3 separate regions of the Homo sapiens genome follow, and regions 1 and 2 are each linked to region 3. A link is an interaction called in ENCODE POLR2A ChIA-PET data of the cell type or tissue named here. Cell type or tissue: MCF 10A. All regions are shown on one strand. Each heading gives the region's core, and the rest is flanking DNA. Links, peaks and the distances in the headings are about the cores only. Region 1 overlaps FCAMR (Fc alpha and mu receptor). Region 2 overlaps LOC105372879 (a long non-coding RNA gene). Region 3 overlaps MAPKAPK2 (MAPK activated protein kinase 2).

Region 1 (5,000 bases), core at 1-5,000, 250 kb before region 3:
GAAAGCCACTCAACAAGCATGCCCTTTGTCCCAGGTTCTTCTGACTGCAGGACACAGGTGTACTTCCTGTGTTAAATGCAGGGCCTCCACCTAGAGGGCCACCCAGAGGGGACTATGACCACAGAGCAGGGCAGATAGCCAGAAGTCATAGGCTTGTGGGTGGTGGCCACTAATGGCCAGCAGAAGAACCTGCAATTCTCATAAGGAGAGAACGACAGCCATATATGCTAAAAATACATCTGGTAGGCAAAAAAGAGGCAGCCTTGGTCATCTGCCATGCCCAGAAAGCACCAAGGGCAGATCACAACTGTCTCATTCACCTCTCCTCTCCCCACTCTGCCCAACTCTGGAGGGACCCCCAAACAGAAGCTTTGAACAGGGGAAGGGATAGAGCAAAGCAAGAGACCCCAACCATGCCCCCCTCCTCCATGACAGACTCCAAGCCCAGCTGGGAGAAAGGAAAGGGTTTTGACTGGGCAAAAGATTGGAGTTGTGATCTTTCACTGGACTGGACTGGATGTATAAGTTTAGACTAGGCGGGGCTCTTTATTATCCATGAGAAATTACGAAAGAAAGCTACTATACATGAGATTATGCCTGAAATTTCAGCAAGGATCAGAGATGTCCACGGAGAAGGTATGAAGAGGCAGTGAGAGAAAGAATGAACTTTGTTTCTGCTTGCACCCCATCACATTTAAGTCATCCAGGAAGCTGGCCATATATGTGGTTCAACTACGAATTGTCCTTAGGCCTGTTGCCAAGCAGACATATTCATAGTACTGCTCATCTGTGCTTATATGGTGGCATTTGGTTGTTTCTGTTTCTATGGAAAAGTGACTAGTGTGAAAAATTTTGCAACCACTGGTCCAGACAGGTACCCACCAAGCAGAAGGGGATTCTTGTGTTTCAGGACTCCCCGTCTTTTGCAGATGAAAGGTACACTGATATGTTCTTACTGCTTAGCATCTGTCTTTTACATTCCATGCAAACCAGAGCCCTTCTATCAGGGAATCATCACTGTTGTCCTGAAAGGGTCCTTGTTTATAATTGTGAATATTTTTGTCTTTTGATGATAGATTACCATTTAATGTTATCATTGGTGGCATAGTTTGGACTGTGTTGTCTAAATCTACAGTGAGGAGTGACTGAGTGAGTGAGTGTCAGATGTTGCCTCAGCCCTCTCATGTGTGCTTAGATGGCATCTTTTTAAACATCTGCATTGGAGCACAGGGGAACCCAGGCTCTGGATGGACCAGGATAGCTCAGGATAAGTGTTAGCTTATCAAGGTGGGTAAGATTATGATTACATTTTCATCTTCCATACCTTGGGACAACATCTGCTTTCCCAATGGCTGAGTTCTGCCATTTTTATATTGATTCTGCTCCATGTTCACAGTGGTATTTTCTGACTTGACCCCTAATTCTGGCAGAGTTCAGAGTTCGTGAGTCCCCAAACAGTGACTATGCTCACCACTTCCTCTCCTTTGACTTCCTTCTCTGTCTGCAGCTCCAAATTCATTGAAGGGCTCAAGGCTGGTGTCAGGGGAGCCTGGAGGAGCTGTCACCATCCAGTGCCATTATGCCCCCTCATCTGTCAACAGGCACCAGAGGAAGTACTGGTGCCGTCTGGGGCCCCCAAGATGGATCTGCCAGACCATTGTGTCCACCAACCAGTATACTCACCATCGCTATCGTGACCGTGTGGCCCTCACAGACTTTCCACAGAGAGGCTTGTTTGTGGTGAGGCTGTCCCAACTGTCCCCGGATGACATCGGATGCTACCTCTGCGGCATTGGAAGTGAAAACAACATGCTGTTCTTAAGCATGAATCTGACCATCTCTGCAGGTATGAGCTGACGGCTGATGGGCCAAGCTTGGTGAAGCACGTTCTAGGAAGGAGAAAGTGGGAGAGAAGCCTCAGAGACCCAGAAGGGCTTGAAACATTAGGGAAGTGACAATGAAAAGCTGGGGCAAGGCAAAGACTTTAAGAAGTAGGCTTTCATTTCAGAAGAAGGCTGCCTTCAAAAAAAAGGAAGATTTTAGGAAAAACTTCCCCAGTGAATGCATGTACACTCTCCCACCTGTGTCCCCCAAATGTCATGAAATATATATTTGGAGACGGCTCCAAGAATGGGATGACGTGGCTTCTTAGGATCCTGATAGCTGCATGTTCAGACATGCAGAGAAGCGGCAGCACTGCAGAGGAGGTGTGACAGGCAGGACAGAAGAATTGCAACTGGGCTGTCCTTCACACAGACTCTTGCTGAGTCCCTCAGCCAACATCTGACAGCTCCCAGGCCTAGGCCCTCTGCAGCAGGTTCTGTTTGTTGATCCCAAGTCAGGCACCCAGAGCATAGGAAGGGCCTCCAGGCTGTGAAAGGCCACTTGGCAGAGGAGACAGCATGACAGGAGGCAGCCTGAAAGCAGGTTAGTTCTATTAGATGCTGCTCTCCAGCCGCCTGCTGCAACGGGCTGCTCTGCTAGAAGTGGAGTGTTTCTTTTACCTTTTTTGAAGAACAATACCTGCTGGGCGGTGGGCCTCTGGAGAAAACAGCTTGGGAATTCAAGACAGCTGGATAGAAAATATGTGGGCATGGGAGAAGGAAATAGGAGTATAACATGTCAGTGTCTGCCACAGACGAGAGAATGTTTGCCACAAACTGGAGAATGAAACATTTTCCTATTTTTTATTTTATCCAACCTATTGGTCAAAGACTGCAACTCTTAGTGAGGTTGCATTCCACTTAGCAGACATTTTAAACCTGGTGTCCTTTGCCAAATCCAGTAGGTGGCCTGCCAGCCTTCCCATGTGGCCTCCCTCTGCTGTCCACACAGGTCCCGCCAGCACCCTCCCCACAGCCACTCCAGCTGCTGGGGAGCTCACCATGAGATCCTATGGAACAGCGTCTCCAGTGGCCAACAGATGGACCCCAGGAACCACCCAGACCTTAGGACAGGGGACAGCATGGGACACAGTTGCTTCCACTCCAGGAACCAGCAAGACTACAGCTTCAGCTGAGGGAAGACGAACCCCAGGAGCAACCAGGCCAGCAGCTCCAGGGACAGGCAGCTGGGCAGAGGGTTCTGTCAAAGCACCTGCTCCGATTCCAGAGAGTCCACCTTCAAAGAGCAGAAGCATGTCCAATACAACAGAAGGTGTTTGGGAGGGCACCAGAAGCTCGGTGACAAACAGGGCTAGAGCCAGCAAGGACAGGAGGGAGATGACAACTACCAAGGCTGATAGGCCAAGGGAGGACATAGAGGGGGTCAGGATAGCTCTTGATGCAGCCAAAAAGGTCCTAGGAACCATTGGGCCACCAGCTCTGGTCTCAGAAACTTTGGCCTGGGAAATCCTCCCACAAGCAACGCCAGTTTCTAAGCAACAATCTCAGGGTTCCATTGGAGAAACAACTCCAGCTGCAGGCATGTGGACCTTGGGAACTCCAGCTGCAGATGTGTGGATCTTGGGAACTCCAGCTGCAGATGTGTGGACCAGCATGGAGGCAGCATCTGGGGAAGGAAGCGCTGCAGGGGACCTAGATGCTGCCACTGGAGACAGAGGTCCCCAAGCAACACTGAGCCAGACCCCGGCAGTAGGACCCTGGGGACCCCCTGGCAAGGAGTCCTCCGTGAAGCGGTAACCCCAGGCACCTTCTCCCGGTTGGGGGGCCCCACATCTGCCTCATCCCTGGCATGCAAGGGAGGCCCCTCTCCCTCTGCTCACTTCTCTCCCTTTGTACCCACAAGACAGTGACATACACATCGGATGCCCTCCCTCACCCAAGGGGCCTTGCTGTGAGAACGCTCCCTGAGTATTTCCATGTGGTTTTCAAGTGATATCTAAATGATAGAAAGACAATATTTAGGCTGGAACCTTCATTAGGACTTTCTGTTTTTAAAGATAAAGAATAGGCGCTCCGGAGAGAGGGGGTGATGCACTGAAGCCACAAGGAAAGGTTGTGGCAGAGCCCAGTGCTGAGGCTGGAGTCGCTTGCTCCCACCTAGTCCTCTTTCTCACTGGGAGGCATCGCAGGGCCCACACACAGATGGGTGGAAGAGGGAAAAGGATTCAGGCTTGGAAGCCTGAAGACAGAGATTCTAGCCCCAAGCTCTGACACTAACCAGCCATGGGAACCAGGGCTGCCCATTTGCTTTGGCCTCAGCTCCCCAATCTGTAAAGTAAGGATGTGGGTAAATGGTCTTTAATCTTCTGCCCAGCTCCAACCTCCTCTCCCCTGTGCTCTTTCCACCCCCACTGTAGTACTTTTCCAGAAGATGAAAGCAGCTCTCGGACCCTGGCTCCTGTCTCTACCATGCTGGCCCTGTTTATGCTTATGGCTCTGGTTCTATTGCAAAGGAAGCTCTGGAGAAGGAGGACCTGTGAGTTGAGTAGCCCCAAGGCTAGATAGAAGAGTTCTGGTTCCCACCTGACACCCTCAGGGCTGGGTAGGGGTAGAGTCCTGCCAGGACTTTTCAATGTAGAAGAGCTAAATTCTAGGCTGAGCCATTTAACCACTCTTGGCCTTGGTTTCTTTTCTTTCTTTCTTTTTTTCTTTCTTTTCTTTTCTTTTTTTTTTTTTTTTAGACAGACTCTTGCTCTGTCATCCAGGCTGGAGTGCAATGGTGTGATCTTGGCTCACTACAACTTCCGCCTCCCAGATTCAAGCAATTCTCCTGCCTCAGCCTCCCAAGTAGCTAGGACTACAGGCATTTACCATCATGCCTGGCTAATTTTTGTATTTTTAGTAGAGATGGGGTTTCACTGTGTTGGCCAGAATGGTGTTGAACTCTTGACATCAAGTGATCCTTGGCCTCCCAAATTGCTGGGATTATAGGCGTGAGCCACTCTGCCCAAACTGCCTTGGTTTTTAATCAATAAAATTAGAAATTATCTCTGTACTTACGTGTCAATGGCATCCCAGAGCACAAGGAGAAGCTCCTGGAAGATTACAAAGGCTGTGATGCCTATGTTAACCATAAGCCTCATAAGCAACCCTCAC
Region 2 (11,166 bases), core at 2,786-7,785, 170 kb before region 3:
CCACTGTTGACGTCAGTAACTGAAATCACAGGAAGTGAAACCACAGATAAAGGGAGACTACTGTACTCCTAAAATAGCACCCTCCCTTTCCTCCTATCCAGGTCCACTCTCCACACCTACAAAGAGATTTTCGGATTTCTGGACAGTGTTAATCTCCCCTCTCCTGTGCTCCTAGGAGTGCTGCTAGTCCCCCTTTGATGGCACCCAGGCGATCCTTCCCTGCACCCTGGTTGTGTCTCCTTCACCAGGCTGTGAACTCCCTGGGCACTAGAACTGAGTATTATCCATGTCAGAATTCCCCTCAGAAGCTGGCACAGGACAGGAGCTTAGTAAGCATTTGTTGAAATAGTGAATTTTATTTGACTGGTGTGACATAACCCTCTCCCTTTCTTGGCAGCTTTTAAAACCCTTGGAATCTCACCAATGATAGTGTCTTTTTTATGCTAACGCGTGACTGACAGCTGGGGGTTCCTGGATAGCCTAGGGATGGGAGCTGTTTGCCAGGGAATCAACCATGAGATAAGAGGGTTGGAGCTTTCAGCCCTACTCACTCCACCCCACCCCACCCCATCCCACCTCCAGGAAGAGGAGGGAGAGTGAAGGCTGAGTCAATGATCAATGCCTCATGATTTAATCAGTCATGCCTCTGTAATGAAACCTCCACAAAAACCCTAAAGGAAGAGGTTTGGAGAGCTTCTGGGTTGGTGAACACATGCAGGTACTGGGAGGGGGGTGCCCCAGAGAGTGCAAGGAGGCTCTGTGCCCCTTTCCACATACCTTGCCCAATGCATCTCTTCCATCTAGCTGTTCGTGAGTTGTATCCTTTCATAATAAATGGTAATCTGATAAGTAAATTATTTTCCTGGTTTCTGTGAGCCATTTTAGCGTATGATCAAACCAGAAGACGGTGTCATGGGAACCTCCGATTTATGGCTGTTCGGTCAGAAGCACAGGTGATAACTGGGACTTGTCATTGCTGTCTGAAATGGGAGCAGTCTTGTGAGATTGAACCCTTAACCCGTGGGATCTGATGCTATCCCCTGGTAAATAGTGTCGGACTTTAATTGAGTTGTAGCCATCCATTTGGTGTCCACCGAGAATGAAGAATTGGTTAGTGTGAGAAAAAATCTCACACATTTGGTGGTGGAAAGTACTGGTGTGAGTCTAGTCGTATAATTACTACTATGTAATTAGACTGGTTCACAAATCTAATTATGTACAAGGTCAAATTGTCTCCCAGGCTATTTGCCCAAAGATCTTTGCCAAATATTTCTCATTTTTGCTCAGGCAATGGCCACAGGCTGAGATGTGGCCTGCATCCAATGGCATTATTAAATACTGATCTGCTTTGCACGTGTTCCCAGCGTAAGAGTAAAAACCCAAAAAGTGATGCTATGACCACCTGTCTGGACATAGAAAGCCAGGGAAACAGAATCTGCGATTAGGCCAGCACAGGAGAGAGTTCTGGATCTGTGGATGAGGATATCATAGTCTTATCCTTAGAGCAGCCATATCCTGCTACCTTGAACAAGCCACTTACTTTCTCTGTGCCACGTGCCTCATTCTGTCCAAGAAGGAAAATGATCCCTATCCCGTCTATCTTATAGACTCTCTTCCAGTTTCATTCCCCTTTAAAATCCCTGTCCCTCATCTAGGAGATTCTTCTAAATGCACAAGTCTGATCATATTATTCCTCAGCCACCAAATCATTTTTGGTTTCTGATAAGGAAAGTTCCTCCCTCCTCTCCCCACAACCCATTGCTCTTTTGTTCTACTTTTGCAAACCAGTATGCTGGGTGGGTGGGAGGGGTTTATAGAATGTATATGTTCATGAAATTAATGTTCATTAAATGTTCATGAATCAATTTTTAATTTCAAAACCAGGTAAATGAAATGTATTTAAGGAGGAGGATAATTCAATTGCTTTTTCCTTTTGTGTGATCTTTAATTGGTTATTTCTATGGGTAAAAGTCCATGTAATAGAATGCTATTCCACCACTCAAAATAATTTATATTTACATTCTTAAAAAAACTTTTATAAAATTTTAGATTTAAAAAAATCAGGTTACAGATGACATATGCAGTAGGATCCCACTTTTGTAAAAGATAAAATGGGCAAAAGTGTTGAAAATGAGCTAGAAATATAAATGCTGAGATGTTAACAAGATTATCTTTGAGTGGTGAGATCATGGGAGTTTTCCTTCTCTATAGCTTAACTGTAGTCTCCAAGTTATACAAAATGCAAGGCTTTTAGAAAAGTTGTTGTAAATTTAAATAAATCTTTAGTTTCACTATTGCCCACTGAAAATTGTTGAAATTCCCCTACCTGGCACTGCACATTCTCTGAGACCCAATCCATTCACCTTCCCAGCTTTCTCTCTTCTACACTTCCACACACCATGGTACCAGCAAAACTGAGCGTTTCATCTTCACCTCGTGCCTCTATGCCTCTGTTAGGCTGGATCTGAAATGTTCTTGCCACCAGCCAAACACTAGCCACCCTTTATTGCTTCAACATAGAAACATGGCATATGTTGCTGACTGTCAAAAGCAGATTACATGTATATGTATGTATACATATACATATATGCATATACAAGCATGTGTGTGTACATATGTGTAATACACACACACACCTTTTTAAGAATGCTTATTTTGAAGGAATAAGATTACAGGCTTGGCAGGCTTTTATTTTCATCTTTAAGCTATTTTGTATTTGCAAAACAAAGAATAAAAGAATTCTACAAACACCAATTTAGAAAGAGAGGTTGAGACTTACATTAAAAATTTTTTAGCAGTACTTCAAGGCCAATTCCTTGAAGCCATTCCCAAAAGCTGCAAGGAATTTCTGTCACCTCTAAACAATGTAGCAATTTGAACTTCTTTGGTGGCACTTAGTCTTCTCTCTCTTTCTCTCCTGGGCTAAGATCATGGGACCGCAAAGGAACAGATCTTATGTTCTTCTCTTTTGCTCACACTGCTCAGCACAGTGTAGCAGCTTGTTAAATAAACAAACAAATCGTGAGTAAGATACTTGCTGTCAGAAGTGTTCAGGATGACTTGAAATCTGCATTTGGCAGGTTAATATCACCGCAAGAATAAAGACTTTTAAACCTGAAGGTATTCAAGGCTGGATATCCACTTAAAGGTATGATAGACATTACAGTTGTTCGCTCACATTTATAGTCTTCCACTTCTTGGAACACAGGAAAATTGCACTTCACTGTTCCATTGAAGTTAGACGTGGCCATGTGGCTGTTTAGACCAGTGAAATATAAGTGAAAGAAACACATGTCATGCTTGAAGGAAGCATTTAAGAGCCAGCACACAATCGTCCACACTCTCTCATCCCCTGCCATGTTGAGATGGCAGCATTATTACAGGATGATAGCATTTCCTGCAGCCTGTCCCTGAGTACCCATGATGAGGAGAGTCCCCATGCTAACATCTATTCCATATATAAAATAAGTGAGAAATAACTTTTGTTGTAATATGCTGCTGAGAGACATTAAGGAGTTGTTTGCTTCTACAGCATAACTTAGGCTAACCTGACTAATGCAGAAGGGATGTTAGAAGGGAGAAGGATTCTAAACACTTTAAAAGTGTTTAGAATGAATTTAGACTTTGCTAGGAACAAATGAATTTAGACTGCTATAGATAAAGCTCCAGAAAGCTCAATGAATTTAGACTCTGCTATAGGTAAACTTTGATTCTATATGCTAGTTAGTCAACTCATTATAAGTCACAGAGATTCTCAAATTCCTTCTTTAATGGAAAGCATTGCTTTCTCCTTGAACATGGAGTTAATGATGCATTCAACTGGGTGAGGTCAGGTTATAGCATGATGCTGACCACTTTGGGATTTAGCAATGGGCTGCTCAGTTCACTTAGGGGTCACATAATGAGAAGAAAGCTCTGTAAGGGATGATGGATGGAAGACTGAAAGCTGACCTGCAGAAAAGGGCTTTTCGCTCCTGGTAGGGGTGATGTAGAGCAGCAGTCTGCAACCTTTTTGGCTCCAAGGACCAGTTTCATGGAAGACAATTTTTCCACAAACAGGAGTTGGGGGATTAGGTTTCAGGATGATTCAAGCACATTACATTTATTGTGCACTTTATTTTTATTATTATTACTACATTGTCATATACAGTGAAATAATTATACAACTCACCATAATATAGAATCACTAGAAGTCCTGAGCTTGTTTTTCTGCAACTAGACAGCCTCATCTGGGGGTGATGGGAGGCAGTGACAGATCACCAGGCATTAGATTCTCATAAGGAGCATGCAACCTAGATCCCTCGCATGCACAGTTCACAATAGGATTTGTGCTCCTATGAGAAGCTAATGCTGCCACTGATATGATAGAAGGCAGAGCACAGGTGGGAATGCAAGGGATGGGGAGTGGCTGTAAATACAGATGAAGCTCCGCTCACTCACCCACCACTCACCTTTTGTGCAGCCTGGTTTCTTTCTTTCTTTGTTTCTTCCTTCCTTCCTTCCTTTCTTTCTCTCTCTCTTTTTTTTTTTTTTTAATTGTAGGAATCTCACTCCGTTGCCCAGGCTGGAGTGCAGTGGCGCAATCTCAGCTCACTGCAAGCTCTGCCTCCCAGGTTCAGGCCATTCTCCTGCTTCAGCCTCCCGAGTAGCTGGGACTACAGTCACCCGCCACCATGCCCGGCTAACTTTTTTGTGTTTTTAGTAGAGACGGGGTTTCACCATGGTAGCCAGGATGGTCTCGATCTCCTGACCTCGTGATCCACCCGCCTCAGCCTCCCAAAGTGCTGGGATTGCAGGCATGAGCCACTGCACCCGGCCACAGCCTGGTTTCTAACAGGCCACAGATGGATACTGGTCTGTGGGCCAGGAGTTGGGGACTCCTAATGTAGAGAATCTTCTACTTGCAGAAGCCTAAGATGCCAGTAAAAAGTTTAGGATGAGCCAACAGCCACACAGACACACACACACACTCATACACACAAAGACTTACAGCACACACACTTACTACATGGATTTTAAAACTGGCAAAGAAAGGCAGGCTAAGGCCTGGCAGGTCCGAGCTTGCCCCAGAATAAGAGCAACTAGAGTTTGTGTCCCTGAAAAAGCTCATATATGGTACTTGAAATGAAAATGACGTGAATTCTTACACTGAAATCTTATCTTTTGGCTTCTTATCTCCAGCCTTTGCCCACCGCTAAATAATCAGATCCAGGGAAGCATCAAAAGTCAAAGAAAGGATGAAGAGAAGTTGCTTCCAGCAACAGTGGGTGGGGCTTTCCATTTAAATTCTGCCTTCAACTTCCAAAAAATATCCTCTTGGGAAACTTATTACTCATGAAAATGAAGAGAAGGTGTTTTCCTCCATGGAGCAATCTCTGCCTTGAAAAGTCTCCATCCCTCTTCCTAGCCCAGAGAGATGATCCCACAAGGAAGTGGATTTTGTTGCTTAATCCTAGTTAACTGAATTCTGTTTTCCCACAATAAAATAATAAAAGTAATTTGGAATAGCATAACCTGAATGTTCATATTTCCACAGCCTGTGATTAAAAATTAGAAATAAAAAATCTTGAAATTCTGTCGTTCCATCTGCTCATATAAACATAGCAGGCTCTTGGGGAGTCTGTCCCTAGAGTGTTTTGAGAATTCTCAAAGGGATGTTTCTTCCAAGCCCATGAGGCAGTCTGTGCTTTCAGGGCTGGCTGAGCTAGCTATTGCAAGCTCCATGTGTGACCCCACTGGTGGTGAGAAGAGGGTTCTCCTCAGCAGCTTCTCAGTGCTAAATTGCTCCTGCCAAAAAATTTTGCAAGGTCACATTCACCCCAATAGGGAGATTGAGTCCAAAGTGTTGCAGAGTTCAGTGAAGCAGCTTTCTCAATGTACACTCTGAGACCTGCTTGGCCCCAGGATGCCCACATACCTCCACAGTGGTTGGTTTGGAGGAGTTTCTCGTAACATGGGACTGGAATTCATCAATATCAGTGACATTGGTTCCTGTTACTGAGCACAGCTCACATGTCACACTCCTTTCTTTCTCAAGGTGAATCCTCTTTAAGGGGTAGGGGTTGCCATTAACCCCCTGTAATCTGGATTCTGTATGCTCTGATCTATCAGCCATGTCTATGAGTGTTGAATCCCAAGTGTGAACAGAGTTCAAGCCTTTTCCCCAGAAAGTTCTTCAGCCCCACTGTAATTCAATGGAGGCAAATGAATACTTCTAGGGGAAGGGGAGCTAGCTCTACTGGCTGGGTTTCTTGGAGGGAGGGAGCAGGGGAGTTTCAACTCCAGTCCAGTGAGCCAGTTGGTCGTGTAATGCTTTACAAAGTACTTCTACAATTTGATACCCACAAAAACCCTATAAGACAGAGCAGATATCATTATTTCTGTATTATGATTATAAAACCAAGGCAAAGGGAAATTTGGTGGTTTGCCTAAGCTCATAGAACCAGAAAATGGAACTACCTAGAATTCATCCCAGGTCTCTGACTCCAAGTTTAAATACTTGGGAGGCAGTACAGTGTTCTGGAAAACATGCAGACTATGGAGTCACACGGTGTGTTTGTATTCCTGGCTCTGCAACTTACTAGCTATGTGACTTTGAATGATTATTAAAATAATTGAATAAGTTACTTGATTCTTCTTTGATTCGGTTTCCTCATCTGTGAAGTGGAAATAACAATATCACCTGCTTCATAAGTATTTATGAGAGTGAAATGAGAAAATACAGGCAAAGCACAGAGAAGAGAGCTGGACACATTAGTAAGCACTAGAAAGAGTAAGCTATTAGTTGCTGGGAGCGGTGGCTAACACCTGCACTTTGGGCAGACCAAGGTGGGAAGATCCCTTCAGCTTAAGAGTTTGACACCAGCCTGGGCAACATAGAGAGACCACATCTCTATTTTTTTAATACTTAAGAAAAAAATAAAAATTAGCTATTATTAACAATTGCTAATTTTATTTTTATATATTCCTGTGCCACATTCAATGCCTTTCCCTAACAAAAAGAGCTTAGATCAGAGAGGCTAGACAACTGCAAGCAACTTTTCACCCTTTAACTATATGATTTTTAAAAGACAACTACCTGATAAAGTGTTCATAATAGTAACCCAGATAGAAACAACAAAATATACTGTGATTAATCCCAGTTCTTACCAGTCTGTTTCAGGAGACTGTAAAGTTGCTTTAAAATGATAACAGGAATCTAATACCAAAACAAGTCATAAGAGAATATGACATGAAAACTTCAGGACCAAATTCAATGAGCAAGCTCTTTTTTGATTAACAATAGTAATGAAAGTAGATGTGAATGCAATCATCTTCTAACAAGCCAAATCATTTTGTTCTAAAATCATTGTGAATTAAATAACTATTTCTACTTTCCCCTAATGTTTGATGACCTGAAAATGTTTTTATTTCATCTTTGTTTTTTAATAATAGCTTTATTGAGCCATAATTCACATACCCATAAAATGCATCCTTTCAAAGTATACAATTCAGCAGTTTTTAGTAGTTTCACAGAGTTGTGCAACCAGCATCACTAATTTCAGAACATTTTCATCATCCAGAAAGAAGCCTTATACACATTAGCAGTCATTCCTGACTCTTCCCATTCCTTCGCTGGAAGTCTGGTTCACTTTTTGTCCCTATAGATTTGCCTGTTCTGAATGTTTCATATAAATGGAATCATATTATAAGCATTTCATATAAATGGAATCATACACTATGTAGCTTTTGTGACTGGCTTCTTTCACTTAGCTTAATATTTTCAAAGTGCATCCACGTTGTAGCATGTATCAGTTCTTCTTTCCTTTTTATTACTGAATAATTCTATTGTATGTACCACATTTCATTATACATTCATCAATTAAAGGATTTTGCATTGTTTCCACTTTTTGACCATCATGAATAATACTGCTATGAACTTTTGTGTCCATGTTTTTGTGTGGGCATCTCTTCAACTCTCTTTCAATACCTGGGTACCTGGGTGTGCAATTGCTAAGTCATATGGTAACTCCATGTTTCACATTTTGAGAAACTGCCAGACTGTTTTCTAAAGTTTCTGCACCATTTTACAATCCCACTAGCAATGGGATTATAAAGCAACGTATGGGGGTTCCAACTTCCCCACATCCTCATTAACACTTATTGTTGGCTATGTTTTTATATTTGAGCCGTCCTAGTGGATGTGTAGTGTTACTGCATTGTAGGTTTGATTTGACTCTCCTTAATGACTAATGATGTTGAGCATCTTTTCATGTGCTTATTGGCCATTCATACATCTTTTTGTTTGTTTGGTGAGACGTCTATTCAATCTGGATTGTCTTTTTATCATTGAGTTTTAAATGTTCTTTACATTTTCTGTAGGCTAAGTTCCTGTATTAGGCTATTCTTGTGCTGCTATTAAGAAATACCAGAGGCCGGGCGCGGTGGCTCAAGCCTGTAATCCCAGCACTTTGGGAGGCTGAGGTGGGCAGATCACGAGGTCAGGAGATCGAGACCATCCTGGCTAACCCATGAAACCCCGTCTCTACTAAAAATACAAAAAAATTAGCCGGGCATGGTGGCGGACACCTGTAGTCCCAGCTACTCAGGAGGCTGAGGCAGGAGAATGGCGTGAACCCAGGAGGTGGAGCTTGCAGTGAGCCGAGATCCCATCACTGCACTCCAGCCTGGGCGACAGAGCGAGACTCCATCTCAAAGAAAAAAAGAAATACCAGAGCCTGGATAATTTATCAAGAAAACAGGTTTAATTGGCTCACGGTTCTGCAGGCTGTACAAGTATGGTGCTGACATCTGCTTGGCTTCTCGGGAGGCCTCAGGAAGCTTTTACTCACAGCAGGTGAAACAGGAGCAGGCACTTCACTTGGCAAAAGCAGGAGCAAGAGATAGAGAGCTGATGGGGAGGTGTCACACACTTATAAACAACCAGATCTCGCAAGAACTCACTCACTGTCATGAACACAGCACCAAGCCATAAGAGATTGCTCCCATAATCCAAACACCTCCCACCAGGCCCCACTTCCAGCATTGGGTATTACAATTCAACACGAGATTTGGGAGGGGACAAATATCCAAACTATGTCAGTTCCTCATCTAATATAATTTGCAAATATGTTCTTTCATTCTGTCAATTGTCTTTTACTTTCTTGATAGTGTCCTTTTTTTATGTGTGTGAGATGGAGTCACTCTGTCACCCAGGCTGGAGCACAGTGACATGATTTTGGCTCACTGCAATCTCCACCTCCCGAGTTCAAGCAATTCTCCTGCCTCAGCCTCTCAAGTAGCTGGGATTACAGGCATAGGCCACCATGCCTGGCTAATTTTTGTATTAAAAATTCAACTAAAAAGTGGAGATGGGGTTTCACCACGTTAGCCAAGCTGGTCTTGAACTCCTGACCTCAGGTGATCTGTCTGCCTCAGCCTTCTAAAGAGTTGGGATCACAGGCGTGAGCCACCATGCCCGGCCAATGGTGTCCTTTAAAGCATACAGTTTAAAATTTTCATGAACTCCAATTTATCTTTTTTTTCTCATGTTGCTTCTGCTCTTAGTGTCATATCTAAGAAAGCTTTGCTTAATCCAAGGTCATAAATAATTACTGCTTTCTTATATAAATTTTATACTTCGGCTTTTTTTTTTTTTTTTTTTTTTTTTGAGATAGGGTCTCACTCTGTCACCCAGCCTGGAGTGCAGTGGCACGATCACAGCTCACTGCAGCCTCACTCTCCCAGGCTCAGTTGATCCTTCCACTTCAGCCTCCTGGGTAGTGAGACTACTGGCACACGCTGCCACACCCAGCTAATATTTTATATTTTTTGTAGAGATGGAGTTTCACCATATTGCCAAGGCTGGTCTCAAACTCCTGGGCTCAAGCAATCTGCCTGCCTCAGCTTCCCAAAGTGCTAAGATTACAGGAATGAGCCACCAGGCCCAGCCATTTTGAGTCAATTTTTGTATATGTTGTGAATAGGGGTCCAGCATCATTCTTTTACTTATGGATATCCAATTGTCCCAACACCATTTGTTGGAAAGACTATTATTTTCCCCATTGAATAGTAATGTCACCCTTGTTGAAAAATCAAGTGACCATAAATGTAAGGATTTATTTCTGGGCTCTCAACACTATTTCATTGATCTGCATGTCTAGTCTTTTACCAGTATGAGCCTGTCTTAATTACCATAGCTTTGTAATAAGTTTGAAACTGGGAAATGTGAGTCTTCCAACGTTGTTTATCTTTTTCAAGATTATTTTGGCTCTTCTGGGTTCCCTTAATTTCATATGAATTTAAGATCATGTGATGTTAATTTTATGTGTCAACCTGACTGGGTCACAGGATATGCAGAAATGTGGTTAAACATTATTCTGGGTATGTCTATAATGGTGTTTCTGGATGAGGTTAACATTTGAATCAGTAGACTGAGTAAAGCAGATTTTCCTCCCCAATGTAGGTGGGCCTCATCCGACTTGCTGAAGGCCTGAATAGAATAAAAGCTCTGAGGCTGGGCACAGTGGCTTATACTTGTAATCCCTGCAATCTGGGAGGCCGAGGTGGGAGGATCACTTGCACTCAGGAGTTCAAGACCAGTCTGGGCAACATGGTGAAGCCTCATCTCTAAAATAAATATAAAAAATTAGCCAAGTGTGGTGATGTGAACCTGTAGTCCCAGCTACCAAGAAGGCTGAGGTGGGAGAATCACCTCAGCCCCCAGGAGGTCGAAGCTGCAGTGAGCTGTGATTGCACCACTGCACTCCACCCTGGGTGATAGAGTGAGACTCTGTCTCCAAAACAAAAACAAAAACAACAAAACAACCCTGAGCAATGGAGAATTCACTCTCTCTGCCTGACTCTCTTCAAGCTTAGGCATCGGTTTTCTCCTGCCTTCAGACTTGTACTCAGACTGGAACTTATAAAATTGGCCCACCTGATTATCAGGCCTTTATACTGAAACTAGAACTATGCTGTTGGCTTTCCTGGGTCTCCAGCTTTCCAGCTGCAGATCTCAAGACATCTCAGCTTCTATAATCCATATATACTATTTGTTCTGTTTCTCTGGAGAACTCTGACTAAGACAGATCAATTCGTTAATTTCTGCAAAAAAAAAATGCCAGTTGAGATTTTGATAGAGTATATTATATATGTATTCACCATCATTTACGAAGCATTTCTCCT
Region 3 (11,166 bases), core at 3,442-8,441:
CTCAGGAAGCTTACAATCATGGTGGAAGGTGAAGGGGGAGCAGGGATGTCACATGGCAAGAGCAGGAGCAACAGGGGTGGGGTGCCACCCACTTTTAAACAACCAGATCTCCTAAGAACTCACTATCTTAAGAACAGCACCAAGCCATTCACGAGGGACCTACCCCCATGGCCCAAACACCTCCCACCAGGCCCCACCTCCCACACTGGGGATTACACTTCAACATGAGATTTGGGAGAAACAAACATCCAAACTATATCACAAACTTAAGGCCCAGAGATAAGTAACAGAGGTTGTTTTATGTAAAAGTGAGTTTAGCTACACAATCTACAGCCACTGAAATGGTGTTTCAGATGAATATTAAATGGGGAAATGTGGATTCCTGAGTGTCTACTAGATTCTCAGGTATCATCACTGTCATTGTCTAGAATACTATCCTATTTTTTCTTCTGCATCCCAAATCCCAATGTGTACTTTCTTTAAATTTCATTATCAAAACATGTCTGATGGTAACTGAAAGTTACAAACCCTTATGTACAGCATAAACTCAGTGCTCTATGGATATTTATTGGATCTGTATATAAAAAAAATAAAGGCATAGGGGCTGGCCATAGTGGCTCACATCTATAACCCCAGCACTTTGGGAGGCCAAGGGGGGCAGATTACTTGAAGTCAGAAGTTCATGACCAGCCTGGCCAACATGCTGAAAGCCTGTCTCTATCAAAAAATACAAAAAAATTAGCCAGGCATGGTGGCACGCACCTGTAAGCAATCCCAGCTACTTGGGAGGCTGAGGTGGGAAAATCACTTGAACCCAGGAAGCGGAGGTTGTAGTGAGCCTGCACTCCAGCCTGGGCAACAGAGTGAGACTCTGTCTCAAAAACAAAACAAAACAAAACAAAACAAAAACAATAAAGGCATTAAGACTCAATGAGTTGTTAATGGTAATGATCTCTGAAAGACAGAATCACAGATTTAATTTCCTTTATTATGTCTGTATTTTCTAGGTGATTTACAATTAGTATATGTTACTTTTTAAAGAGACAAGCTTAGCTCTCTAAATTTTAGTCAGAGGGCAGCCATCCACGTCTCAGGCCCTATGGCCATGGAGCATATCTCTGGGGCTTCCGGAAACTCTGCCAGGTGGAAGATCTGGAGCCAGAGAGGGACACAGGAGGAGACACATGAGCACTTGATCCCATCCTAACAGAATGGATCACTCAGTGAAACCCCGGAGTGCCTAGCATGTGCCACACACTGGTTTAGAGGATGCCAAGGGTATAATAGAGAACATGACAAATAAGCCCCGTGACCGCCACAGAACTTAACATTTTAGTGCAGGAGGTACACCAAAAACAAGCTCAAAGAAAATAGTTTTAATTATACACTGTGATTTGTGCTGCAAAGGAAAGAAATAAGATGCTGCCACAAAAGCAGCAATGGTTTAAGGGAGAATCCTTCTCATCTCTCAAAATTACAGACAGCTGCTTATAGGCTGGAGCAAGATGTCACACTTCTCAATTAGCCCAGCTTGGAAGCATAAGAGGTGGCAGATAGAGCAATCTTGGCTGAACTACTGACGTTCCTCTACATTGATTGGGGAAGAGAGTATGTCCTCCTTTCAGAGCCTCTGCAAAGCTCAATGAGGAGTGACGATGGTTCTCCCCTAGAACCATGATCTAAACATAAATCTAACAACAGGTTTTAAAAGCCTTAGAAGGTTGATGAGATAAAGATATCACACAGACCCTTCACGTGGGTGCACACATTCCCAAACATTTGGTTGGGAGGCAAAAGCAAGTCTCTATTTGTTATTAATGTTCATTAATATGATGGGGAAAAGTCCCTACCCAAAACAAAGCTAAAACTTACAACGGGGAATCCCAGTACCAAAAGCCTTAAAACAACCACGCGTCACTGCCCAGAAGATGGGGCCTGGCTCGACTGCGGGCCACTGTGCCTGTCGGCCCCCTCTCCAGAGCTGTCACAGGCAGTCACAAAAGCCTAGGGCTCAACAAAAAGTCAAGAGGCCTAAAAATCGCACTGTAGATGACAAATCTTTAAAATATTTCCAACACATGATGGATAAAAGGCTAACTTAACTCAGGCAAATCAATTGTTGAAGATCAACAACCTAATATAAAAATGGCCAAACGATAAGAACAGGCAGTTCAAAGCAAGAGAAACACAGATGGCTGAATGGAAGACACTCAGTGTAGCTCAAAGAGAAATGTTTATAAAAAAGATGATAATTTCACCAGACTGGCAAAAAAAAAATTTTAATGTTTGACCAAAATAAAACTCCCAGGTTTATGCAAAGATCTGGGGAGAAAAGGCACTCTCTTACACATTCAGTTGGTAGAGAAATAAACTAGTATTTTTGGGGAGGTATTTGGCCATGTCTATCAAAATTGTAAATGTTCAAACCTTGGACCCAGTAATTACCCAGCAAGAAACCATCCTACACATTATATTCATAAAGCATTTTAATGGCAAAAAAACTGGTAATAACCTAAATGCCTACCAATAAGAGGGTGGTCAGATAAATGAAATGACAGCAAATCCATACAATGGAAAACGTGCGGTGTCGTAGAAGAAAGAGGCAGCTCCCCATCCACGGCGACGGGGAGAGCAGGATGCTATTAAATGGGAAAGCAGATAAGGACCAAGATGATATAATACTTTGGCTTTATCTTTAACATCCTATTTTTTTTTTTTTTTTTTTTTTGAGATGGAGTCTTGCTCTGTCGCCCAGGCTGGAGCTGCAGTGGCATGATCTTGGCTCACTGCAAGCTCTGCCTCCCGGGTTCACGTCATTCTCCTGCCTCAGCCTCCCAAGTAGCTGGGACTACAGGCGCCCACCACCATGCCTGGCTAATTTTTTGTATTTTTTAGTAGAGACAGGGTTTCACCATGTTATTCAGGATGGGCTCGATCTCCTGACCTCGTGATCTGCCCGCCTCGGCCTCCCAAAGTGCTGGGATTACAGGCGTAAGCCACAGCGCCCGGGCAACATCCTAATTTTTTAAACAGAACTGCTTCCACCTTACTTAAGTAGCTTTTAAAGTATATTCATAAAGACAAGAAGCAAACACACCTAAAAGTTAATTAGTGGTTAATTATAAGTGGTAGTAATATGGATGACATTTTCTTCTTTTGCATATTTTTTAAATTTTCAAAAACAAAAAAGTACTGAACAGAATATATAGCATAATCCCATTTCTATAGTTTTGTTGTTATTGTTTTGTTTTTTAGGGAAGAGGGGAGAGGATATATGAAATTGTAGATGTTTAAGTTTTTTTCTGGAGGAATTTACCTCCCCTGCAAAAAAAAGGTAGCAGTGTTGACTACTGGGGAATAGGTACTAGAGAGAGGCGTGTATTTTTTTTTCTTTCTGTTTTATATCTCTATGTATTGTTTGAACCTTTACCATCTGAATGAAATTTTTTAAAAAAAATTAAGTAAAAGGGTTTGGGTTCTGAGGTGCAGTATGATTCAGGTCTTATATTTGAACCCCTGGCCTGAGACAGTGACAGAGATGTGCCCCAAATGTAGGCCAACCTTCCTGCTAGAGGCAGGAGAGCACAGATGAGAAATTTCACACTGGCCACAGGAGGAAGAGAGGCCTTGCATAACTCTAGGTCAGAGGCCACACTTGACCAGGCCTGGCATCTTCCCAGAGGATGTAACCCTAAGAATTGATAAGGAGCGAGCAGAGGCCCCAAAGCCCCAAACCACTGCTGCAAGCCACTTCTGACTTATATGGACATGAACACTGCACACAGCAGTGATGTCAACCACACAGGAGTCTTGGGTAGGAAACTGAAAGATGGGGACAGAGATATTTCTTCTGTTTCTTCCAGCAAATGGCACTGAAAGAGAAAGAGGAATTTTCATTTCAACCGCATCAATTATGTACCAGGTGCACTTTATATATAGCAAATATTGCTATATTTAAGCTTCCTAGCAGCCCTACAGAACAGGATCCATTGCTGACTCCATCGTACAGGTGCGGCAACCAAGGCCCAAGGAAGTATTAATAATTTGCCCAAGGCCACATGGCTAGTAGGTAATAAAGCCAGGACTCAGACCCAATTCAGATCTAACCTTTTATTCACAGCAAAGGAGGCTTTGACAAATAAACCCTGAGCTGGTAATATTAGTTTACCGCTGGCCTCTCTCGTCCCCTCCTAAGTGACTCGTCTTTGCTCTGTTCACAGGCCTGCCCTATTCGCATCAGGCCTGGGGCCAGAGCCCAGTAGAGAAGAGTCACAATAAACACTTACCAATTAAATGGGCAGACTGTACACCAGAACAAGATACAAGGCATCTTTCCCTAGGAGACCAGGCAGACAGTGGTAGGAAGGAAACACCCTAAATGTTCCAAGTTGGCTTTAAGCTAAAATCCAAGTGGCAAGAAGAGAAAGATCATGTTCTTAGTAGTATCTAGGTATCTAGTATCTACTTTAAAAAATCCACAGAGATGGACAAACTAGCAAGAGAAAGTAAGACGGAAGGAGGTCAGGAACACTGCGCCTCTGGCCTAAGCAGCCCCCATGCATACGACCCTGTGCGGCTGCCAAAGCAAATCTAAAATTTTACTTTGAAGCGACAAAAGCAATCTCACCTTCATCACCCCAGCTGAGCAGAATGAGACTCACAGCAACGTATACCTGAGTCCACAGATCTCACAGGGGGTGGAGGAGAGTTGACAGAGAATGTGGAGGAAGAGAAGGATCCTACAAATCAAGAGGGCGGCCCACACACACACATCCCCCACCCAGTACACAATTCCACACGCCTAAGACTGGAGACAACTGGGTGAGGAGAGAAGGAAAAAGAACCGGAAGATAGATGATTGTTATGGTGACACACAGCAGACTACATGGCCAGGGAGAAGACAGGAACCACTCTTTCCTACACAGTGAGAGAAATGGCCCAGACACAAGAGTGAGTTCAAGCCACCAACACAAACACAAGGTCACTGTGAGAGAGAAGTCGAGGTCATGCCTTCTGCTACGAGCAGGGCACCTGATAAATAAATTCTCACTCTACATTACCTCTCACACAGCTGAAGATACAAGGAAGGGAACTATTACCCTGAACTTACTTCTGGCCAGGAAGAAAAACCTAGTAAATTATGTTTAAAAAAAAAAAAAATACTTCAGCTAGCAAAAACAATAATAACAAGAACACCACATTGGGAGGAAGTAAGCTTGTCAATTCAGAGTTCAAAGGAGGGAAATTAAAAAAAAAAAAACTGAGACAAAAACAGTTGTTTAGCCTAGACTTCAAAAAAACCAATATTCAGGTCAGGCGCAGTGGATCACACTGAAATCCCAGCACTTTGGGAGGCTGAGGCAGGAGGATGGCTTGATGACTAAGAGGATACAAAAAGGAGAAGGAGGAGTTCAAGACCAGCCTGGGCAACACAGGGAGACCCCGTCTCTATGAATAATTTAAAAAATTAGCAGGGCATGGTGGCACTAGCCTGTGGCCCCAGCTACTCAGGAGGCTGAGGCAGGAAGATCACTGAGCCCAGGAGGTCAAGGCTGCAGTGAGCCAATGATCGTACCACTGCACTTCAGCCTGGGCAACAGAGTGAGACCCTATCTCAAAAAAAAAAAAAAAGAAAGAAAGAAAAAGAAAAAAAAAACCAATATTTAGATGTTGAGACCAAGGAGTATGATGGGCAGAGATCCCAAAAGGGAATGCATTTTGAAAGACAAGGTCCAAGTCTCTAAAAAGTGAATTCTGATCATCTAAAACACAATAATCGCTTAAAGAAGAAACCAGGAGGAGGCAGCCACAAATGTCAGGGAGAAGTGAAGAGCTGAGACAGTAAAGGATGTGTGCAAAGACACGAGCAACTGCCCATGAGCCAGGACAGGCCCGAAGGGAGTAGTCTGCGCTCACTAAACACAACAAGCAGAGCTTGTGAAAATGCTAGGAGCATGTCTTCAAGCTACATCCAAAGCCATAAGAAGAACCAGGGAGGAAGTGGCCCTGGGATGGGGACAGAGACTCTAACACACAAAATGACAGAGAATGGAGAATTTTCATCTCCAGTATTTCCCATCTTTTCTATGAAGGAGAATGCTCCACAGACTAGAACAAGCTAAACATTTACACACATGCTCTCTCTCAAGAGAAGCCTCAATTCTAAGCTAGACCATAAACCAACTTACAATCACCCAGAATTACATCCCAGGATGCAGAAGGAAAGTACAGGTTGATTCCAGAACCACTGCTGGCAGTGGTTCAGGAGCTGAGGGGAGAGGAGGTGGCAAAGATCTGCTTTCTGGCAGCACACATTCTCTCGAAACCTGGTACCCACAATGCTCCAGGCACTAGACCAAGCTCACAGGGCTTCAAGGTTCACAGTCTAGCCAAGAGGGAAAAAGAAGCAATATGTAAACAAAACTGTTAATAAACTATGATGACTAAGAGGATATAAAAAACTGGGGGGTTGGGACTTCTTTTTTTTTTTTTTTTTGTGACCGAGTTTCACTCTGCTACCCAGGCTGGAGTGCAATGGTGTGATCTCAGCTCACTGCAACCTCCACCTCCCAGATTCAAGCAATTCTCCCACCTCAGCCTCCCGAGTGGCTGGGATTATAGGCTCCCACCACCACACCCAACTAATTTTTTTTTTTTTAAGTAGAGACAGGGTTTCACCATGCTGGCCAGGCTTAGTTTCGAACTCCTGACCTCAGGTGATCCGCCTGCCTCAGCCTCTCAAAATGCTGGGATTACCAGCATGAGCCACTGCGTCCAGCCGGCACTTTTGTTTGTTTAAAGGGAAGGGGACAAATAGGATAAACTCCTCAACATCTGCCTCTGGAAAAGCTCTAGAACAAATCATAATCTGAACCATCACAAGCTACCCTGGGTCGCTTAAGAGGCCACAGCAAGCTAGTCTCGTTTCCTTTTTAGCAGAGTTTACTGAATTATAGACCAAAGGAATGCCAGACGCAAGGGGTCTGGACCTCTATGAAGTATATGAACACAGTCTCCTGCCCAGACCTTAGGGATGACAAAGGAGGAGGCAGTGAGATGACAAAGCATTTAGATAATATTTGCAGTTGTTATAAATGGCCAGTAATAAAGTGCTGTTTGGTGGATCTAGGACAGGCTGCTGAACAGGCACCAAACTGAACTCACGGCCCCTTTGAATTTGCTCCCGGATCTCAGTAAACGGCAATGACATCACTATCTAGCCAGGCTCCCAGATATAAATCTTGAGTACTCATCCTCAGACTCTCTCCCTCCGTCACCCACAGAAGCAATCCAATTTTGTCTCTGGGAAGATCTCCCAAATCCATCTTTCCTTTTCCAGTCCTGCTATCGCTTACTGGGTTGCAGCCCCTTTTCTCTTGTGTGCTTTCTCTTTTTGAGACAGGGTCTCATTCTGTCCCCCAGGCTGGAGTGCAGTGGCATGATTTCAGCTCACTGCAAACTCCGCCTCTTGGGTTCAAGCAATTCTCCCACCTCAAGCACCTGACTAGCTGGGACTACAGACATACACCACCACGCCTGGCTAACTTTTTATTTTTTGGTAGAAACGGGGTTTCACATGTTGGCCAGGCTGGTCTCAATCTCCTGACCTCAAGTGATCTGTCCACCTCGGCCTCCGAAAGTACTAGGATTACAGGCATGAGCCACCATGCCTGGCCTACTCTTCTGTGTTTTCTAACTGGTTTCTAGAAGGGAGACGTACTCCATCCCAGTACATCTTGGGTCACATGCTGAAAGGCAAAGCTGAGCAGGACATTTTCCTCCTTAAACATCTCCACTGGCTGACATGATAAAATCCAAATTCCCTAACTTAGTCTTCCCTAGCTCCTATCCACATCATCGCTACCCTAACCTCCCAACACATCCCCTATATTGAAGCTACAATGCACTTCCTGACCTCAGGCAAGCCAGGCCTTGTCATGACTTCACGTCTGTAAGAACCATGGCAATGTCACCTCCTCTGTGAAGCCTCTCTGACCACTTCCAGGCAGAGTCAGCCCCTCTGCCTCTCTGTGCCCACAGACTCTTGCTAAACTCCTACTTCAGCACTCACCAGTGGGATTTATAAAACGGTTTCTCTTTTCACTGTGGACCATGTACCTCTTGGAAGCTGGGACAATGTCTTGTTCATCTTTTGATTTCAAATCCTAGACCCGGTACATGGCATTTAGGAGGTGTTCAATAAGTATCTACTTGTTGACTAAACCCAAAGAACAACTTCAGTGGCAAACCTATTAGTGTGTGTGTGTGTGTGTGTGTGTGTGTGTGTGTGTGTGTGTGATGGAGTCTCATTCTGTCGCCCAGGCTGGAATGCAGTGGCACGATCTCAGCTCACTGAAATCTCCACCTCCCGGGTCCAAGAGATTCTCGTGCCTCAGCCTCCTGAGTAGCTGGGACTACAGGCGCCCACCACCACACTCAGCAAATTTTTATATTTTTAGTACAGATGGGGTTTCACCACATTGGCCAGGCTGGTCTCAAACTCCTGACCTCAAGTCATTCACCCACCTCGGCCTCCCAAAATACTGGGATTACAGCAGGCATGAGCCACCACACCAGACTGGCTTTGCCTAGTATTAATATTTTACCAACAAGCTGACTAAAGACATAGTAGGCAGTAAGCTTATCAAACTTCCAAGTGACACCCCCTAAGAAAACAATGGGAGAGGCAGTCTGTGCTAGGTAGTAGATTTTTAAAAGATTACAGTAGGAGAAAATATACGCCAAAACTAACAACAACAACAACAAAAAAACCCATCTTCAACAGCACAGGATGAAAGAGACTTTTCTCTAGTCACATCTTTATAACATGAATGAGAGCCAAGGTTCTGAAGCCAGGCTGCATGGGGGCAGTCCCAGCTCCTCCATTAAACTGCTGTGGGCCCTGAGCACCTTTCCTAACCTTCTTATACCTCCGGTTTCCTTCACTGTAATACAGGGATAACAACATTATCTAACTCGCAGGTTGTTATTTAGTGAATAATAACAATATAATTGCACTTAGAATTGTACCTGACTCAGTAAGATCTTTTTTTTATTATTTGTTGTCGTTGTTAAAAGCTGCTTCTAAGAACAAGGAAGAGAAGGTGTAAAGCATTGTGATTGCAAGGGCTCTGAAATTACACTGCCCCAAGTTCAAACACCAGCTCTAAAGCTTAGTAGCTGCCTGACCTTAGCCAGTTACTTCACATTCTAAATCTCCATTGAACTCATCGATTAAATGGAGTTTATGATAGTATCCATCAAAAATATTCACTTTAGCATTATTTCAAATTAGGGGACAGAAGGAAATAAACTAAACAGCTGTTAATAGACAACGGGGCCAGGCACAGTGACGCACACCTGTAATCCCAGCACTTTGAGAGGCCGAGGCAGATGGATCACTTGAGCCCAGGAGTTTGAGACCAACCTGGGCAACATGGCAAAACCCTGTCTCTACGAATAAAATACAGAAAAAACTAGCTGGGTGTGGTGGCACAGGCCAGTAGTCCTAGCTACTTGGGAAGCTGAGACATGAGGATCACTTGAGCCTGGGAGGCAGGGGTTTCACTGAGCAGAGATCACACCACTGAACTCCAGCATGGGGGACAGAGTGAGACCTGTCTCAAAAACATAAAAAAAAAAAAAAAAAAAAAGAATGAGGTAGATTAAGACATACTGAAATCAAAAGTTCTTCAAAAATACATTCTTCTGGCTGGGCACAGTGGCTCACACCTGTAATCCCAGCACTCTGGGAGGCCGAGGTGGGTGGGTCACTTGAGGTCAGGAGTTCGAGACCAGCCTAGCCAACATGGCGAAACCCCATCTCTATTAAAAACACAAAAATTAGCTGGGTGTGGTGGTACGCACCTGTGGTACCAGCTACTTGGGAGGCTGAGGCATGAGAATCACTTGAACTCCGAGAGGTGGAGGTTGCAGTGGGCTGAGATAGCGCCACTGCGCTCCAGCCTGGGCGACAGAGAGATGGTGTCTCAAAAACAAACAAACAAACAAACAAAAAAAACTTCCATGAAAAAAGCAAGTTGTAATTTGATACATATAGTCTGATCCCATTTTGTAAAATGTTTTAAAAAGAGAAAAAGCATGGTGTGTGCATGTGTGCATGTGTATTCACCCACACTTTTTGTAAATACAGGCAGCTCTTGCTTTGCACAGTAATGCGGAACCATAAAAATGACCATGCAAAGCAACCCTAATCACCAATGAGGAAAATTATGATTTTTCCACGACATTTAAAAATTTCGGTCAAAACATTAAAAACTCTCTTGCTGTCAAATTATAAATAAGGAAATGAGAAAACAGTAAAACTATTTATTGTGTATACTCTAAAACATTAGAGTCACTGAGAATGAGTGTTTTATTGCTTTGTAAAAACCTTATCCAGAGTAATTTGAACAGCACTTGCCTTCTTGTTGTTTAACATCCAATATGGAATGAGTATCTTTCATATGCCTTTGCAAATTGTCATACTCCTTTCTAAGTTTGGATCTGCTTCTAACGTTTTATCCTTTGCACTTTCGATGTTGTGAAATATCTTCAAGGTGCCTTTAATGTGAAGTTTCCTTCTGCAGTGTCACCTCCTCTGGGACCTCTTCATCCTTTTCATCAAACCACTTTCCTCATTTATGCTGACATGCCACCTTCACTGAGTTTCCCAGGCTGTATATGTAGTCTTGAACAGTGACAGTGTTGACATTCCCACAGTCAGCTATCTAGTCTATATAATTCCATTACGTTTGGCTTGAAATTCACTACCAGCATTACCACATTTCATTTGAAATTTCATCTTTCTTGGCCAATTCCCTCATCAATTGTCCATTTTTGTAAAATGTCACGAGTTTCTCACTAGGAGACAGGGAGGCAACACAACTACACACTTTCCTGTCTGCGTGTGAAGTGAACAGATAGGCAGTGACCAATCACCAAAAGACTCTTCAAGAAGAAACATGATTAGTCAGTGACCATGAAGAGCATCTGTTATGTACATAGTGATCTGTGGACTGAAGAGCTAACAGCAAAGTTTGTACTGCATGCAGTTACTTGTAATACATATATCCTGGCAACTCAAATTTGAGCCAAATTCTTCGAGGACTGATGTTATTTAACCAAACCATAGTAACTGAAATTCACACAGATTAGAACCATGAA

What was found. Peaks named below come from ENCODE experiments on the same cell type or tissue, not always from the same donor. Only the 100,000 strongest peaks of a DNase experiment are listed, where the experiment ranks them.
Region 1: POLR2A ChIA-PET joins it to region 3 with 7 read pairs; 1 of 35 experiments calls an interaction of 5 or more read pairs at or near these places.
Region 2: POLR2A ChIA-PET joins it to region 3 with 6 read pairs; 3 of 35 experiments call an interaction of 5 or more read pairs at or near these places.

The regions. Positions count from the first base shown.
Region 1 is chr1:206,959,059-206,964,058 of GRCh38, reverse strand. It overlaps FCAMR (Fc alpha and mu receptor), which reads left to right. Exons shown (of 8, transcript NM_001170631.2): 5 at 1,508-1,846; 6 at 2,836-3,637; 7 at 4,262-4,380. Among named protein-coding and RNA genes, the nearest start is that of FCAMR, 8.9 kb to the left of the region's middle. RefSeq lists an enhancer at 1,292-2,491. In MCF 10A, for the core only: no CTCF peak of the experiment used is centred there; a DNase peak (open chromatin) is centred at 2,188.
Region 2 is chr1:206,879,718-206,890,883 of GRCh38, reverse strand. LOC105372879 (a long non-coding RNA gene) reads left to right here. Exons shown (of 2, transcript XR_007066836.1): 2 at 5,182-5,575. Among named protein-coding and RNA genes, the nearest start is that of IL24, 12 kb to the left of the region's middle. RefSeq lists an enhancer at 1-780. In MCF 10A, for the core only: no CTCF peak of the experiment used is centred there; DNase peaks (open chromatin) are centred at 3,003, 5,033 and 5,333.
Region 3 is chr1:206,710,095-206,721,260 of GRCh38, reverse strand. All of the region lies in intron 1 of MAPKAPK2 (MAPK activated protein kinase 2), which reads right to left. Among named protein-coding and RNA genes, the nearest start is that of MAPKAPK2, 31 kb to the right of the region's middle. RefSeq lists a silencer at 10,843-11,137. In MCF 10A, for the core only: no CTCF peak of the experiment used is centred there; a DNase peak (open chromatin) is centred at 6,340.